Linked DNA regions of Homo sapiens: region 2 is linked to region 1. The links are chromatin loops, found by intact Hi-C in ENCODE. Cell type or tissue: mammary epithelial cell. All regions are shown on one strand. Links, peaks and the distances in the headings refer to the core of each region. The heading gives the core; the rest is flanking DNA. Region 1 overlaps JAZF1 (JAZF zinc finger 1). Region 2 overlaps LOC105375211 (a long non-coding RNA gene).

Region 1 (8,574 bases), core at 1,495-5,494:
CCTCAGTGATAACCCCTCTCATCATTACTATGCCCCAGCATCCCTTAATACCAGAAGCTTCTCCCCACTCCTCCTGGACCACAGAAGCTCATTTATTTACTTACAACAGGGCATTTACCTGATAGTGAGCTAAACTATCCCTAGAATATAAAAAGTATGTATTAAGTAAATATGAGAAAATAATTTTAAAATACACACATACAGAGAGTAAAAAAACTTTACCTCCCTCCATCTCCACTTTTCCTGATTTTTACCATAAACAATTTAGTATACTTTCTTCCAAACCTTCTCTGTCTACCTATAAATGTATATTGTAATTGGTTGGTTTTCCCCAAAAACCACATCATGCTCTATAAACTGTTCTATAAGTGACTTACTTTACTTAACAACATAAAACAGACAGTATTATTCTTTTTAATGGCTGCATAGTGTTTCCTATAGTGAATATACTTTACTTAAGCACTCCCCATATTAATGGATATTTAGGTGAATCCCATTTTTTGCTATTAAAAAAAAAGGCTGTGCACTATTTTTAGGGTGGAATTCTAGAAATGGGCTTGCTAAGTCCTTGATTCATTTGAAACTTAATTTGACACTGGTTATCTTGACCACAGTGACATCAGATCATAAATATGGTCATAATGACATCATAATGGGAGAGACAAGAGATAGAGAACTTCTACAGGTATTCAGAGCATTTTTTTTCTTTTGGACATAAAATGAATCCATTGTACAAGAATGCCTTCTCCCCATTCTCAGTGCAGAGACAAAGCTGACAAGCTTAAAAGTGCATGTTTAGGATTCTAGACTTGGTTTAACTCAAATGGCCTTGATTGGATGGGGTCCCTCTGCAGTATTAAAACTGCTCTAATTGCATTCTTCAAGCCAGCTGAAGGCTGACAGCTTCCGCTCCCGGCTCATTATCAGAGCACTTCAAGGGGCTCCATTATGAGCAGAGCACCTGGTCCAAATTTATTTCAACGGCCCAGAGCAAAATGGGAAGGTGCTTAATGTTCAACCACAATGGTGACATTTTTATGAGATATCCAAGGTTCAGAAACAAATAAATGAAAGGTTTGAAGGGAGCATGAACAGAAACTGTGACAATAAAAATTCAACATTGATATATCAATTTAAAAACATATACCACCCATACACTTGGGGTAAGGCCAAAGGTTCAATGCAGGCTAACCAGAAAGAAAAAGAAGAAAAAAGGTCAATACTCAACTCCTCCCATGACTGGCTTTGCTAAAAAAGACTGATGAAATTCTAAAAATGTTTAAGGAAATCAGAATGAGATGCGAATTCTGAATTCCGGTTAGGATAACAATTATGTTATCTATCTGCACCAACATGAGAACGAAAGAAAATCCAAGTGGAATTCAGAGTGAATGCTAAATGTATTATGTTCATAGTTTTTCTCCGGTTTGCTTACACAATTGCTGTCTTTCTCTCTCTCAAAAAAAAAAAAAAAAAAAAATCCCGTGTGGAAATGAGTAAGTTAATAATTCCTTACAGATGTTTCCATAAGAAAACATTGTGCAAATATATATTTAGAATTTTTTAATAAATGTATAATAGGGAAATTTTTCCAGGTAGATCATAGCAGGTCCAAAGTAAACATGACATCCTATTGCATAAATCCATATCTAGAGACTGCTTGTCAAGTGGGATTTTGCTCTCTGCGGCTGAGTACTTGCAGAGATCTTAGTGTGTAGACGACAACCAATTTTAAAGCCCGAAACCCAGCTGCAGAGCATTAGAAAGCTCTACCCTCCACTAAGAATCTGTTTAAAGAATGTTAAAATAAATATTTGTATTCTTTCACTAAACACAACAACGACACTTACATTGGAATCTAAGAAAATGATGAATGAAAAATTATAACACCGGCACTTTACAATGGGAATGCTGACTAAATCGGAACTATACAAACTGGGAGGATTTACTCAATGTTTAGTCTCTTAAGAAAAAAAGAGGAGGACAATTAATCAACTACATAGAAATTTTTTTCAGCTATTAGTTGCTTTTGGTCTTGTGATTTTATCTTTCTCAAGCATTTTCCCTATTAAGCCGACCATACAGATGTGCAATACATTAATCCGCCAGACTATAAAGGCTTTAATTATTTTACTGATTTAGAAAGGCAATTAGGCAGCACCTATTTTTCACGTATTGATTATACCGACTCTGGTTTTAGATCTGAATTCATGAATCATCAGGTAACTGGTATAACCACAAAAAAAGGCTACTGGAGCCTTTTTTTTTTCTACAACAAATAAATAAAAGCACTTAAAATTAATTACCTGATAGAACCACCTTAACTACAAAAAAAAGTGGCAAAATCCCAGTAGAATAAATTTGGTATATAAGTCCTCCAGCAAAGTGACCACTTGTCTGACTGCTTGCAGGCCACCCAGTGTTAGGTCTTAGAATTTGGGAGCTTAGAAAAATCTTCATCTGGGTGTACAAAAACAGGGTGCTTTGTTTTGGTTCTGATTTAGCCTTGCTTCTGCCTTTACTGTATTCTGCTCTCTCCTTTGAAACTACTTAAAGAGCTGGAGCTCTGGGAGTCCATGGGGAATTTCCACGTTCACCATGGAAACTGAGGAAGTGGTAATTTGGATTATGTACATCCGGGTCCTGATTTCTCCTTCACTTTGACCTCTTTCTCCTCCCCATCTACTATTTAAGACCCACTATGTAATCTAGCTCAAAATAACTGAGACTGCAATGATGGCTGTGCATGGTGGCACTTATGAGACAAATAATTCCTGGCCTTTCCCATCTTTATGGAACAGAAGAAAACATAAGTCTTGAAAGTTTTCACAAGATGCTGTGTTAGATGAAAAAAATTGAGAATTTTTCCCATAGAACAGATGTTTCCTAGGTTTGTACAGCCTCTCAACTGTACATTAGGAAGTCACTCGTATGATGATAATGTACCACTTACGGGCAGGATGGTATAGTGGCAAGAGACTTGGATTCAAGCACTGCATGGCATTTATCAGCTGTGCAACTCTATGCAAATTATCTTTAAGCCTTTCTAGCATTAGTTTCTCCATCTATAAAATGGGAGCGATTATGCATGCTTCACCCATCACAGAGAACTGCTGAGACCATCATATGTGCATGTGAAAATGCTCTCTAAGCTGGAAACTAGTGTCATAAACGTCATTTCTTTTTGCAGAAGCCATCTCCATGCAATCACCTACACTGCCCTCTTGCGGTAGGCAGGCTGCATTGCTACTCAAAGGCAAAGAAAATTATTTTGTGAACTGAAGATTGTATTACTACCAGATTAATTTCATGTAACCAACTCTTAATTGCCAGGCGAATAGAGAGAGGGCCACTTGACATGAAATATACAATTCAAAGGATCTACTTGGGTTTTTTTTGTAATGCCATTTATGAACAGTGAATCCGGACACTATACTCTGGCCCCTTTTCTTGCACTACTAGTCCATGATAAAAATTTTTGAAAAGTGGAAAACACTGGAAAAGAAGAGAAGCAGCAGATCAGTTGAGTATTGGTGAAAAGTCCTACCTTCCCTGTTACTTTGGACATGGATATTAAAGCCAGTGAAAATGTTCATAAAAATTGTAGGAACAAAAAGCCATCCATAGTTTTGCCTGTACTCTAGAACTAGAATAACTGACTTTTAGAATTGGTAGGGACCTGAGATGCCACATTGTTCCTCCTCCTTTCTTTACAGATGGAAAATCTAAAATGCCCATAATTTTTTTTTTTTTTTTTGAGACAGAGTTTGCTCTGTTGCCCAGGCTGGAGTGCAAGTGGCGTGATCTCTGCTCACTGCAACCTCCACTTCTCAGGTTCAAGCAATTCTCCCGCCTCAGCCTCCCAAGTAGCTGGGATTACAGGTGCCCACCACCATGCCAGGCTAATTTTTAAAATATTTTTAGTAGAGACAGGGTTTCACCAAGTTGGGCAGGCTGCTCTTGAACTCCTGACCTCAGGTGATCCGCCTGCTTGGGCCTCCCAAAGTGTTAGGATTACAGGTGTGAGCCAACCACACCCGGCCATGCGCATAATTTAAAAGATGTACCTCACTTGGACTCTGATCACCAAATTCCATCACAGCAACCACCTTCACTTGGAGCTGCCTCCCGCTTCTGTTTTTATCACTTCTTAACTCAAAATACATCTTCAATCCCATTTTTCTCTGACAGACACTGATATAGAATAAGAAATACTGGAAAACTAAGCCACGAGGAGCAAAATAAAATATAAATATCACTTAAGGGAATTCATTATGAGAAATCATAAAACTGACAAGTCTCCTGAACAAAAATGACCTGAGAGTTTACCCATAGGTTAGCAAATATTAAAATAATGATAAGGATGACAACCACAAGCAAATCAATACATGCTTGCTGATGAACTGAGTAGGAACTTAAGAACTTGGCGCCTCTCTAAAATTTTTAATTAGAAACATTTAATTGTACTCACTATGTAGTAGGCCATGTTTCAAATGCTTTCTTCTAATCTCATCACAACATCCAATATGCTGTTAATAACCTTTATTGACTGCAGCATCGGTTTACGAACCCTGCTGATTGTTCAGCTAGCACCATGGATCAGGGAGTAATCTAGATGCATAACTCAGAGATACTGCTGGTCTGGTTCCAGACCATTGCAATAGCAAATATCACAATAAAGCAAGTCACACTAATTTTTTGATTTCCCAGTGCACATAAAGTTATATTTACACTATACTGTAGTCTATAAAGTGTGCAATAACATGTCTTTAAAAAGTATATATCTTAATTTTAAAATATTTTATTGCTAAAAAATACTTTGTAAAAATGCTTATAGTCATCCAAGCTAGATCTTCTGGATAAATTGTTGCAGCTTCTCCATCAGCACTTGCTGCCTCACTTTGCACTTTCACCTTACGGAGATGGCTTAGTTTCCTAAACTTCATGAACCCAACTTCTGCTAGCTTTCAACTTTTCTTCTGCAGCTTCCTCACCTCACCCAGCCTTCATAGAATTGAAGAGACTTGGGGCCTTGCTCTGGATCAGGCTTTGGCTTACGGGAATGTTATGGCTGTGTTGGTCTTCCATCCAGAACACTCAGACTTTCTCCCTATCAGCAATAAAGCTGTTCTGCTTTCTTATCATTCATGTGTTCACTGGAGTAACACTTTTAATTTCCCTCAAGAACTTTTTCCTTGCATTCACAACTTGGCTAACTGTTTGGTGCAAGAAGCCGAGTTTTCAGCCTGTGTTGGCTTTCAACATGCCTTCCTCACTAAGCTTAATCCTTGCTAGCTTTTGATTGAAAGTGAGAGACGTGTTACTCTTCCTTTCACTTGAACACTTACAGGTCATCATAAGGTTATTAATTGGCCTAATTTCAACACTGCCATGTCTCCAGGAATAGGCAGGCTCAGGGAGAGGAAGAGAGACAGAGGAAGGACCTGTTGATAGAGCAGTCAACACATAAAACATTTATTGATTAAGTTCACCGTCTTATATGGGTGCAGTTCATGGCACCACCAATTACAATAGTAAAGTCAAAGATGACCGATCACAGATCACAATGACAGATACAATAACAATGAAATTTAAAATATTGCAAGAATTACCAAAATGTGACACAGAGACATAAAGCAAGCACATGCCATTGGGAAAATGGCCATAAACCTACAATTTGTAAAAAAAAACAAAAAAAAAAATGCACTGTCTGCCAAGTGTGGTAAAGCAAGGTGTGCCTGTAGGGGGGAAGGGAGGGCATCAAAGTTCCTCAAAAGATACAGAGTAGTAAGCTGGTAAATTAGAGGAAAAGTCAAGAAAACCTCGTGGGGACCAGCACAGGAAAGGCAGCTGGCAGAGATAAAGCAGGCCTTGCATTCTTTGACCTCAGGGCAGCGGGGGACATCTCTGGGATGTGACCCAGTCAGGTTAAGGTTTTGAGACAGGGCTAAGCCCAGTGTTGTTACTCTTCAGTAAGCCTGGAATGGAGCCAGCCCCTCCCCAAGGAAATCACATAACGATGAGGAAGCCACATGCAGATAAACAGTAAATGAAGACAGGATGACCAGCTCGGAGGAACCAACACCAACATGGGGGAAGGAGTGCGGGAGTGCCTGGGGGGCTGTGCCTGCAGAGGGGAGCAAGAGGGAGAGCATCCAGCACTTCGGGGCACCAGATGCTTTTTCTAAGGTTTGGTCATAACCAGCACCAAAAAACAGCAAGCTGCGCCATTCCCCCAGCTATTCTACTTCTTCACGCTGCTTAGCTGGGGTTTTGGGGACTTGAAAAGTTACCTGGGGCTACAGAACACAGTGTCCACGCACTTGGACAAGCTGGTGAGCCTGGGGCATTGTAGCGGCCTCTGCTCCACCCTTTCCCCTTGTCCAGAAGCCTCGACACCACCAGAGAGCGAAGTGGGACAAGACCCCAGGGAAGAATTTAATAAAACATCAAGGCCAGGGAGTTTGTGATACTCAAAACTTTGTGGAGGATGGGTCAATCTGCATTTATATGTGTTTCCATCTTTCCAGAGAGAGAAAAAAATTAACATGGACTGAATTTTCTCTATTTCTATTAATTCACATATTATGCCATTTTCATTACCACAAAATGCTGCACTCTTATGCTTTCTTAAAAAGATCACTATAGTAAAACTATTAATCTATATACCTGGATGATACTAGAGTTTAATAACCATTTATAGAATAAATCAATGACTGACAGTAATATTAAGGGGCTAAATAAGTTGATCTCTAAAATTACTTTCAACCTAAAAATGCTACATTCTGCGATAACAATAAGTTTATTATTTAAAAGTCCTTAGGCTATTTTAGAGTAGAGTATGTTTGATGATTATGAGAAAGTATCTGGAGACTTGAAACTTTAGCCTGCTAAAGTATCCTTTAGACAGGTCCCTCTGACAAAATGAAGTAAGACCTGGTAGAATTTCTCAGACAAATCATGCCAAAGCATCACCTCCTTCAAGACAATGCATGGGGGCGTGGGGAGGCGAGGATGTCACTCACCCTTGCAGCCCTTGTCTATTTGGCTTTCTCTGCAACATTTCACTGGGCTGAGGAGTGTTCCTCATTGAACTCTCCTTCCTGGGCTTCCCGTTGCTCTCCCGCCTCTGCCCGTTCACTCTACTCCTGTGCAGGCTCCCTTTTCTCTGTCCACCCTTGGTGAGTCTTTGACCTTGGGGATCTTCTTAGGTTCTCTTCTCATACCACACGGTCTTTCCTCTCCTGTGATTTTAGTTAATATCTGTATGCTGATGGCTCTCAAATCTCTTCCTCCAGCTCCAGCTGCCTATTGGACATGTATAACCAGTAGCTCCCCACGCTGCAGTATGTTTGAAGCTCCCTTGCCCTGGTCTCCCTCCTCGCAGCCTCTTCTGGGTGAAAGGCACATGTCCCACCAGACACCCATGAGCCATCCTTGGCCCCTCTCTGGAACCTTACCCCTCACATCCCATAAATCCCCAAGGACTGTGCATCCACCTGCTGAACATCACCAAAGTCCACTTCCAATTCCACTCCCAGTGACTGCAAAGGGGGCCTTTGCCTCGGTGCCACCATTACTATTCCCTGCTCCACAAGGTAGCCAGGGCCAGCTTCTCAAATGCTGACCTGGACACCTCATTCCCAGCTCAGAACCCACCAGTGCCTTCCTTCAGTCTGTGAGAAAGTCAAAACTCCTCCAACTGGGATTGCAAAGCCCTTCCAGAGCTGACCACCACTGAGTGCTCTGGCCTGTCCCTCATGGAAACACATTTTCTCACCTCCTTTGCTTCTGCTGTACTCGTGGATTAAAATGTTTTCCCTCATCCAAATCCCCTCTACCTGGCTGGGGCCATTGCCTTCCAGCTTTTTGGCTTCTGGTAAGTTTTGCCTGAACCCCCTCAATCCTAGATCAAGCGCCCCTTCCACATGCTCTCTTGGGGTTCACATCTCTCAGTTTAGCCCTTGTGCCTCAAGTGTAAGTTCCTGTAACGTCTCAGTATCCCTGCCCCACTCGTGCATATACCCTAAGGCTGTCTCACTCATATCACAACCCCAGAATCTGCACAAGGCCTACCACATGACAGCCACTCAACGGATATTTACTGCATAAACTCATGATTATGAATATTTTAGTACCTGACCTATGAGTTATTGATACGTAATGGGAGTACCATGGGTTGCAGAATAACACAGACCTTGTTTCCCATCCCAGCTCCACAGCTCACATGCTATGTGAACTCAGAAAATGTATGGAAACTTTTTAAGGCTGTTTGCAAAGCTGTAAGAGCACGACCAACCACTTACTTCACAGGGTTGCCGTGAAGACTAAAATACACACAGCATATGAAGTGCCAAGAGTGCTGTATTATTTTATATTTTTCAAAATGCAGTGCTACAAACTTCTTTATCACTATGTCAATTAATGCTACTGCTGCCTTAACCCACAGGCCATCAGATACATTTTTAAAGTTCTTTATGTGAGCATTATTCAAGGAAAAGCCTTGTCCGCTGACCCAGCCAGTAAAAACATTGGGCCCTGACATTGGGTAAGAAATGTTGCTTACAACATTGT
Region 2 (8,574 bases), core at 1,954-5,953, 390 kb before region 1:
CAATCGCCAAAATTTCTTCTAAAGAGGTTCTATACATTTACATTCAAGAATAAGATAGTTTTGATAATAGAAAAAGTTCTATCCACCCTCATAGATTTCCAAAAGCCTTAGCTGTTGTCTATTTCAAAATTAGCAGACAATATGGTCATCTCCTATATGCTAGGCACTTTGCTAAGCACTTAATATACACTAACTTATTTAATACTCAGAACAGTCATGCAAGGCACAAAAGGATGAAGTAATATGTCCAAGGTCACACAGATAGTAAGGAACAAAGGAATTAAGTAACATACCAAGGTCACACAGCCAGGAAATGGTGAGGCTGAGACTAAACACTCATAAACTGACTTCAGAGCTCATGTGTCAGTTGCTATCCTGCCTCACTACTTTACTTTTTTATACTAATCAAAGTAATATGTATATATGGTTAAAATTTTTTCAGCTTATAAAAGCAACTATAATGAGAGACAATAGTCCTCTGCTCCCCAGAAACCACAGCTTTTAATCACTATGATTTTACTTCTAGTAGAGACTTCCATACATCTAAATAATACGTTCATATTTTCATTGCTTGATTTATTTGTTGATCTCCCACTTTAAAAGATGAGGATTTAACTCACTCTACTTACATCTACATCTCTTTCCATTTTTCCTTTTTTAGATATTTGATTGTTCTATCATTTTTTAAACTTTGTAATATTTAAGTTTTATTTATTGTTGTCTTACTCAAAGACAGTATTTCTTAATTCCCCATCATGTTTTTTTTTTAAAAAAAGGTTATTAGTGTCCCTATGCTTCCATTTACTTTTCTTCTTCAATTTTACCTACCAATTTCTATCAGCTTTATCTTTCTTTTACATTGTCAAGGGTGGTTTATATTCTGTTCTGTGGTCATAACATAATAACATTTTCTGTATCTTATCTATAAATTGATTCTAAAAGTTGAATCATAATTAATAACACATTTATTATTTAGACTATAAAGGTATTGTTCAACAGAGAGCCAGGAAGCTTGCTTTTTTTCAAACTATAGATTCCATTTAGGATTGCTGTATACATGAAGGAGAATGCTTCTGACATCATAGTCAACTAGATTGTTTTTGTTTTTTTGTTTTTGTTTTTGTTTTTTGAGACGGAGTTTTGCTCGTCTCCCAGGCTGGAGTGCAATGGTGTGATCTTGGCTCACTGCAACCTCTGCCTCCCGGGTTCAAGTGATTCTCCCGCCTCAGCCTCCCAAATAGCTGGGACTACAGGTGTGCACCACCACCCTCGGCCAGATTGTTTTTTATACTCTGCCTTATACTGTATTGTATTTCCTTTATACTCTGCCTTATACTGTATTGTATTTTCCTTGTACTCTAAATACAATATAATCCTTGTACTATAAATACAGTATAATATACAATTAAGTTATACTGTATTTTAGATTGATTAATATGAGGAATACAACTTTATTTCAGCATTTTTGTTTTCCTGGAGTTTCTAATTGCCTTGCTTTTTTTTTTCATGAAAAAAAGAACATGCTTACTTTCTCATATCCAAATATCTTTCAACATTTTATTTATTCTACCTATGACATGGGATTCTTTCCTTTCTTACTGAAAATATTCTTTTTAGTCCCCACTGAATTCTTGTTCCAATTTGGAAAGACTTATTTCTAGGCCCGCAGTACCCAAAATAAGTTCTTTTTATTTAACTCCTGAGTAGTTCCACATTTTCTGTATTCTAAGTCATTTTCTTTCAGATTTCCCTCCCTCTTATTTTTTTCTTGGGTACATCAAGTAACTTCCTAAGAAAAGGAGTTTCTGAGACCTAAAGTGTCTTTATCTTCTTCTCACGCTTACTTGATGGTTTGACTCCAAGTTCTCCAGCCTCAGAGTTTCTCTGAAGTGCTGCCGGTCAAATTCATTCCTACTGCCACTGAAGCCCCTCCCGACTGTATCTGGGTTATGGCTTCCTTCCTTCTGTTTAATCCATTACATGATTCCATCTCTTTTCTGACTTCCATAAATTTAAAACAAATCTCATCTGTTGGTGATTCTCATTCCATTCTCTTCATTCTTGTCATTTTATTTCCTTTCCAATTTTTGTTCCTTTATTGCCATTTTAATGGCATCCAGATCAAATACATGTGTACAGTCTGCTATTGAAAATAGAGGCTTCTCCCTTGTCCTTTTTATTTTTTAGAGTCGCAAAGATTGTGTTGTTGGTTGTCATCATGCATAAGAATCCACCTTTCTACTTTTTCAACGAGCCAGGCACTATAATGTATGCCTGTAATTTCAGCTATGTGGGAGGCTGAGGTGGGAGGATCACTTGAACCCAAGAGTTTGTAACCAGCCTGGGAAACACAGAACGACTCCATTTCAAAAAAGAAAAAAAAGAAGTAGCTCATGGTAAGATCTAACCTCTTATGTAATCATATAAAATTGAACTATATAGGTGGGAATAAAACGTTACTTTCCAAAAATAGTATGCAGTTAGCATTTCAACATGGCTTTAAAGTCTCACCATGGATCTCACAGGAGTTCACTTGTCTATTTGTCACGAAAGCATTTAAGGAAATAACTGAATGAGAATTCCTATTAAGCACTGGTGACAGCCTGAACTTTTTGTAGCATTGATGGAGTATGATTTAGGGTGGAGTCATACTAGTCTGGAACTAAGTGAGTGCAAGTGGAATGAAATGATGCATTATTCATATTTTGTTATTATTAGCAATTAATTACAAACATATTACCTAGAAGTAGTGGTGCGCTAGTAAATGTTTAAAAACTGACTCTTCAGGGAATAAAAGTGTGCATACATATTTATATGTGTGTGTGTACATATAAGTTTATTATAAATTTCGTGACATAAAAGATATAGAGCGTACGATTTACAAATAATAATAAAATATACAATACTTTTATTGTGACTTCATGTAGCCAATGGATTTGTGAAGAATGCATTTGTTAATTTTTGCCAAACTTTTGTTTCTGTAGCCAACATATGGTTACAATTGAGCAATGATTTGACAAATGGAGTTGCATCTCAATCTGCTAACTCTTTCCCCAGTAAATCTTTTGTCATTAAATCTGACATGTGTACTTTATTTTTCATGATGGCTTCATTTAACAACCAGCTTGCAAAATTCCTGAAAATTTAATACTCAGCTCTCACAATCTGGTACAAGCCAACTCCAGCACACCGTCACTTACAACTCCACTTCACTTACAAACTCCATGCAGAGAAGTTTACACTCCTTCCAAACTCCACTTACCAACTCCACTTCTCTGACTTGAAGGACAAAATGAGGAGCCATCTATTTTTGTTATCCAAATAATACTTCTCTGACATGAAAATATCTTTCTTCTCTGTAATCCCATCTCTCTGACCATTCCCACATCCCACCATAGGAAATCCATACACCTCAGGGACTGTACAGTCAGGTCTGCCTCTAGAAGAGAAAACCAGAAATTTGGCTCAGAGTGGCACACTGGGCTAGATCTAGGCTGTTGCTGGTGTCATAGCCACATGATGGCACTATTGAAACACAGGTGTTGCAGCTGCCTCAATACCCCCTCCATACCCAGCCCCCAGCTTGTCCTCAGTCATGCAAAGCCTACATCTCTTCTAAAAACCTCACATCTCTGTCTCCTTTCACACCCAGTTCCTTTCAGTGCAGGAAGTTCCTTAAGTGCCAAAAGCCCATGGGCATTCTGCTTGCCTAAAAGTCATATCACAGGACCTTCCTGTTGCATCTGTCCTGGCAACTTCTACCTTTTGACATCTGATTTTTAGACTCTGTCATCCATAAGTCACCAGGGCCTTCTCTGTCTCTCACTGATGCAGGCAATGCTTTGTCCGAATACCATTCCAGGGCCTGGGTTCAAGTTCTTATAATTTGTGTGTCCTTATTTATTTGTGTCTTTCTGTCTTCCATTGTTTACTTTATCTGCATGGCCTGCTCCATATGAGATCCTAATGGGAAAACTTGATTGTTTATCATTTTCCATAAGAAATCCAACACAACTCAGCATTTTTATGTTTTGGTAGCCTCATTGAAGTGTTCCCAGTTTCATATAAATATCACAGGGAAAGACTCTAATTGGCCCCGCTAGGGTCATATGCCTACTACTGGGCCAGTGTGTGGCCAGGAGGATGGAATACTACGAATGATTAGACCTGCATCGCATGACAACTTCTATGATGGTAAGAATATAAATGAAAGCCCAGAACTGCATGGAGTGAAGGAGGAGCAATATCCTCAAAGAAGTGGGAAAGTATTACCTGAAGATGGGAGACAGAAATACCGAGAGGATAAATGCAACAAACATTTCCTACTGGTAGAGATTTTACCCTTCCTTATGGCTAGTTCTCCTTTTTGGGATGTTTTACAATTCATGGAGAAAATAGGGAATTATATGCTTTGGGAAAGAATGGTAAAATGAAAACATATTTACCATAAAGTGATGCTGAAGAATGTCCTTTGAAGCATTCCTTTGAAATATCAGCTTATCTATTATGAAGCTTGGATTTTCACCCATATAATTGGCATTATCAAAGCAGGGGCATGATTTTGGCATGCTTTCAAACTCTCTGACATGTGGCATTACTTTAAATTCTCCCTTAATATGCTGTCATTATAATTTAGGAGCTTCAGTGGAAAGTAAAGCAGAAGCTGCCTTATACTACTTTGGTAAAGCCAAAAAATGCAAAATAATCCCACTGCTATTTATTCTACTATTCTAGTTTTATATTTTTGTCTTATAGACTTTTTCATCTCTAAAAATTCAAAACATATAGATTAAAATAAAGAAAATAATTTAACTTTGGAATGTGAGTTCTGCCAATAGTGGAGCGTGTTCACAAAGGAGTTCCTTTTGCCCTACTGATTTTCTGGCGGCCTGATGCTGTTTGCATGCCTCACCACCGGAAGCCTATCTTCTATCTAGCATCTTCATAGCACATGCACTTCTAAAAAGAGTTCAGGGGAGTAGGCTTCAAACTGGATACTCATATATTCCTAGGGTACATGAAGACTTTCCAAAAGCACATTGTGATGGATAGTGCAATCAGTTTCCAGATTCCCAACTTCTACATCTTGGTTTCCTGAGAGCTCCTTTTAAGGCCTGCCAATATCTGCCTTTACACATTCACCCTTCTTCCATCTCAGAGAAGACGGACTTATCTCTCTCCCAACTTGAATCTTACCTTGGTGTATTGCTCTGGCGTATACAAATCTTGAGGATAACTCATAAGGGGATAATTTAAAATGCACTGCTTCTGAGGGGGCTTCTTCTCATTCCTCCCTAACAGAAGAAAGAAGGAAAGAAAGAGAGGGAGGGAGGGAGGGAGGGAGGAAGGAAGGAAGGAAGGAAGGAAGGAAGGAAGGAAGGAAGGAAGGAAAGAAAGAGAAAGAAAGAAAGAAAGAAAGAAAGAGAAAGAGAAAGAAAGAAAGAAAACAAGAGCAAAGACAGTCTCAGTAAAAATTACTAACGCCTGGCCGGGTGCAGTGGCTCACGCTTGTAATCCCAGCACTTTGGGAGGCTGAGGCAGGCGGATCATGAGGTCAGGAGATTGAGACCATCCTGGCTAACACGGTGAAACCCCGTCTCTACTAAAAATACAAAAACTTAGCCGAGCGTGGTGACGGGCGACTGTGGTCCCAGCTACTCGGGAGGCTGAGGCAGGAGAATGGCGTGAACCCGGGAGGCGGAGTTTGCAGTGAGCCGAGATTGCGCCACTGCACCCCAGCCTGGGAGACAGACCGAGACTCGGTCTCAAAAAAAAAAAAAAAAAATTTACTAAAGACTTATTTTATCCAGGCAACAAACTCTTGGCAAATCTCCATGCCTTCTCTCTCTACCTTGTCTCTGTCTCTCTCTCTACCTCGTCTCTGTCTCTCTCTTGTAGAATTAAGATTCACAATGATAGGCCATTCATTTAAATTTTGAAATGATAGGCAGTAAGTCTGATTTAGCTGATTGGTTTGACAGGAGAGACTGGCTTCTCCAGTAACGTATTTGTACAGTGGACTTACTCCATAAAGTGAGCGAGCTAAACCTGCAGCTCCAAGGATTTGATAAAAATAAAATTAGGCCAGCCACTGTGCCTAAAGCCAGTAATCCCAGCACTTTGGGAGGCTGAAGGGGGAGGATCACTTGAGGCTAGAAATCCAGATCAGCCTGGGCAACATGGTGAGACTGCCACCCCCTCCCCCAACTCCATCTCTACAAAAAAATGAAAAATAAGCTGGGCACAGTGCTGTGTGCCTGTAGTTTTACTACTTGGGAGGCTGAGGCAGGAGGATCTCTTGAGCCCAGGAGTTTGAGGCTTCAGTAAGCGATGATCAAGCCGCTGCACTCCAGCCTGGGCCACAGACAGAAAGACCTTGTCCCAAAAAATAAAATAAAGTACATATTCAAATTATAATACACCAGGAAATACATTATTTGCAATGACTTAAACTTAAGATAAAATATTTTTAGATATCCTTGTAAAATGTTCAAGAGACCCGTTGTTTTTCAAAATGCTTTGGAGATTAAATTTGCAAAGAATTTTGAAGGCCCTGGGTCTAAAGAACCAGAAAAATACTTTGAACAGTTTAAACTCTATTAAGAAAATATAACTATATAACTTACAGCCATAATTATTAAAAATACCCCATTGAAAAGAGAAGGATGGAAAAGAACATAACATGTTAGTAAAAAGTCAGTTAACTAAGCAAACTTTTTTTTTTCTTTTTTTTCTTTTTGAGACGGAGTCTTGCTCTGTCACCTGGGCTGTAGTGCGGTGGCACGATCTTGGCTCACTGCAACCTCTGCCTCCCAGGTTCAAGCGATTCTCCTGCCTCAGCCTCCCGAGTAGCTGGGATTACAGGAGCCCACCACCACCCCTGGCTAATTTTTCGTATTTTTAGTAGAGACGGGGTTTCACTATGTTGGCCAGGCTGGTCTCGAACGCCTGACCTCATCATCCACCCGCCTTGACCTCCCAAAGTGCTGGGATTACAGGCATGAGCCACTGTGCCCGGCCCTTTTTTTACTCTTGAGTCTATTCAAATGTGGGGATTTTCCTGTTGAATATAGAATTTGGCCAGAGGACATACTAGCTTTCAGTCCCACTATCTTTTATGCTATAGGAGGGAAGTACCTGGTGTTTAAATTCAATTTTCCCAATATTTAAGCCTATTACACTTATATTTTAACCCCTACAAGAGCAAACGTTTCTGATTACAGTTCTCCTGGTGGTGGTTTTTCCCCTCTGCTAAATATTTCTCAAAAAAGAAGAAAATAGCAATTTCCCCATAGTCTGGTAGATCCCATGACTATTTCTACCCTATGAAAAAGAAAATCGCGAAAGAACTACTAACTTTTACTTTCCCTCTTCCACCTCTGCTGCTTAGATACCTTAGGGTCACTTAACACAATTATAATGAAAAATTAATTACTAAAGTTTGATTATATTAAATTGCCAGATGGTTTCACTGACCCAGAGCCAAACTGGTTTTTCTACCAGAATTTTCCTCCCTGTTTCTAATAACTAAAAAAAAAAAAATTGAAACTATAATATAAAGACTGTAAATGCTAAGCAGCACAATTTTCTCCACAAACGGTACCCTCTTACCCATTAATTTGCTGCCAGCTGAGAGAAAAATTTAGCAGGGACAGGGAGACCCCTGAGAGGTAGAGGGAGGGAGAAGAAGCGACTGCAAAGAGAAAGGGAGCTGTTTGGAGATGTGCATGTGACAGAGACAAACTTCCTATTGCATAAGCTTGCTTCTGGCAAGGCCAGGCCTTGAGGACAAGGCTCTCTTTAATCACCACATTGAACCTGGGATGACCTTGGTTTGGGGAGACATAGTAATGTATTGATACATATTTGGAGCAGAGGGTTAATTTTTGATTTAGCTTTTCTGCACTTAATTTTTATTTTCTATCTGCCTTGTAGGCAAAGCCCTTGCGATAATAAACTAGGTGTGGCTACAACTTTTGGTACAAAAATCGAGCTTTGAAAAAGATATTCTAGCTATAGACTTGGAAGCGTTTTTCTTTTTTTCTCTTGTTTCCATAATATTTTTGATGTAGTGGCTGATTCATCTATATTTTGCGCTTGCATCCTGTAAAGATTTTTCTGTTGACTCATTTGAGGAGTAAAAACTCCCCAATTTTTTTTTCAAGAATATAATCCCAAAAGAGTAATTACCTGTTCCCTGTGGTGATAGGAACATTTTCTAGTCTCATCAGCAGAGACTGCAGAGCACAGCCAATGAACAATGAATAACTGTTAATAAGGATAAAGCCATAAATAAGCAAAATTAAAGTGTGATTCATTATAAATTGTAATGGTGGACATGTTACCAAGAAGAAACAAGTTAACTACTCATGTAACATATTTTAAAATGATGAGAAAACCATTCATTGGTACAGAACTCTTCCTCAGCTCAGATTAAATGAAGATTTAAGTGCAGTTAAGTGTATACACGTGCACTAGAGAGTAGACAGAATCTTCTTGCCAACTGCTTCATACTAATAAGGACACTGAGGTCACCGAGGAATTCACTGAGACTCTGTCTACGCAAGGGCCCAA

Evidence for each region. Hi-C counts contacts between places; a loop is a spot of excess contacts. Peaks named below come from ENCODE experiments on the same cell type or tissue, not always from the same donor. Only the 100,000 strongest peaks of a DNase experiment are listed, where the experiment ranks them.
Region 2: it touches region 1 in a loop (6-fold over the local background); 4 of 110 quality-filtered maps call a loop at or near these places.

Annotation. Positions count from the first base shown.
Region 1 is chr7:28,075,251-28,083,824 of GRCh38, forward strand. All of the region lies in intron 1 of JAZF1 (JAZF zinc finger 1), which reads right to left. Among named protein-coding and RNA genes, the nearest start is that of JAZF1-AS1, 100 kb to the right of the region's middle. RefSeq lists an enhancer at 34-2,902. In mammary epithelial cell, for the core only: a CTCF peak has its summit at 3,226 (motif pointing left); no DNase peak of the experiment used is centred there.
Region 2 is chr7:27,686,234-27,694,807 of GRCh38, forward strand. All of the region lies in intron 2 of LOC105375211 (a long non-coding RNA gene), which reads left to right. Among named protein-coding and RNA genes, the nearest start is that of HIBADH, 28 kb to the left of the region's middle. RefSeq lists a silencer at 157-451. In mammary epithelial cell, for the core only: a CTCF peak has its summit at 3,519 (motif pointing right); no DNase peak of the experiment used is centred there.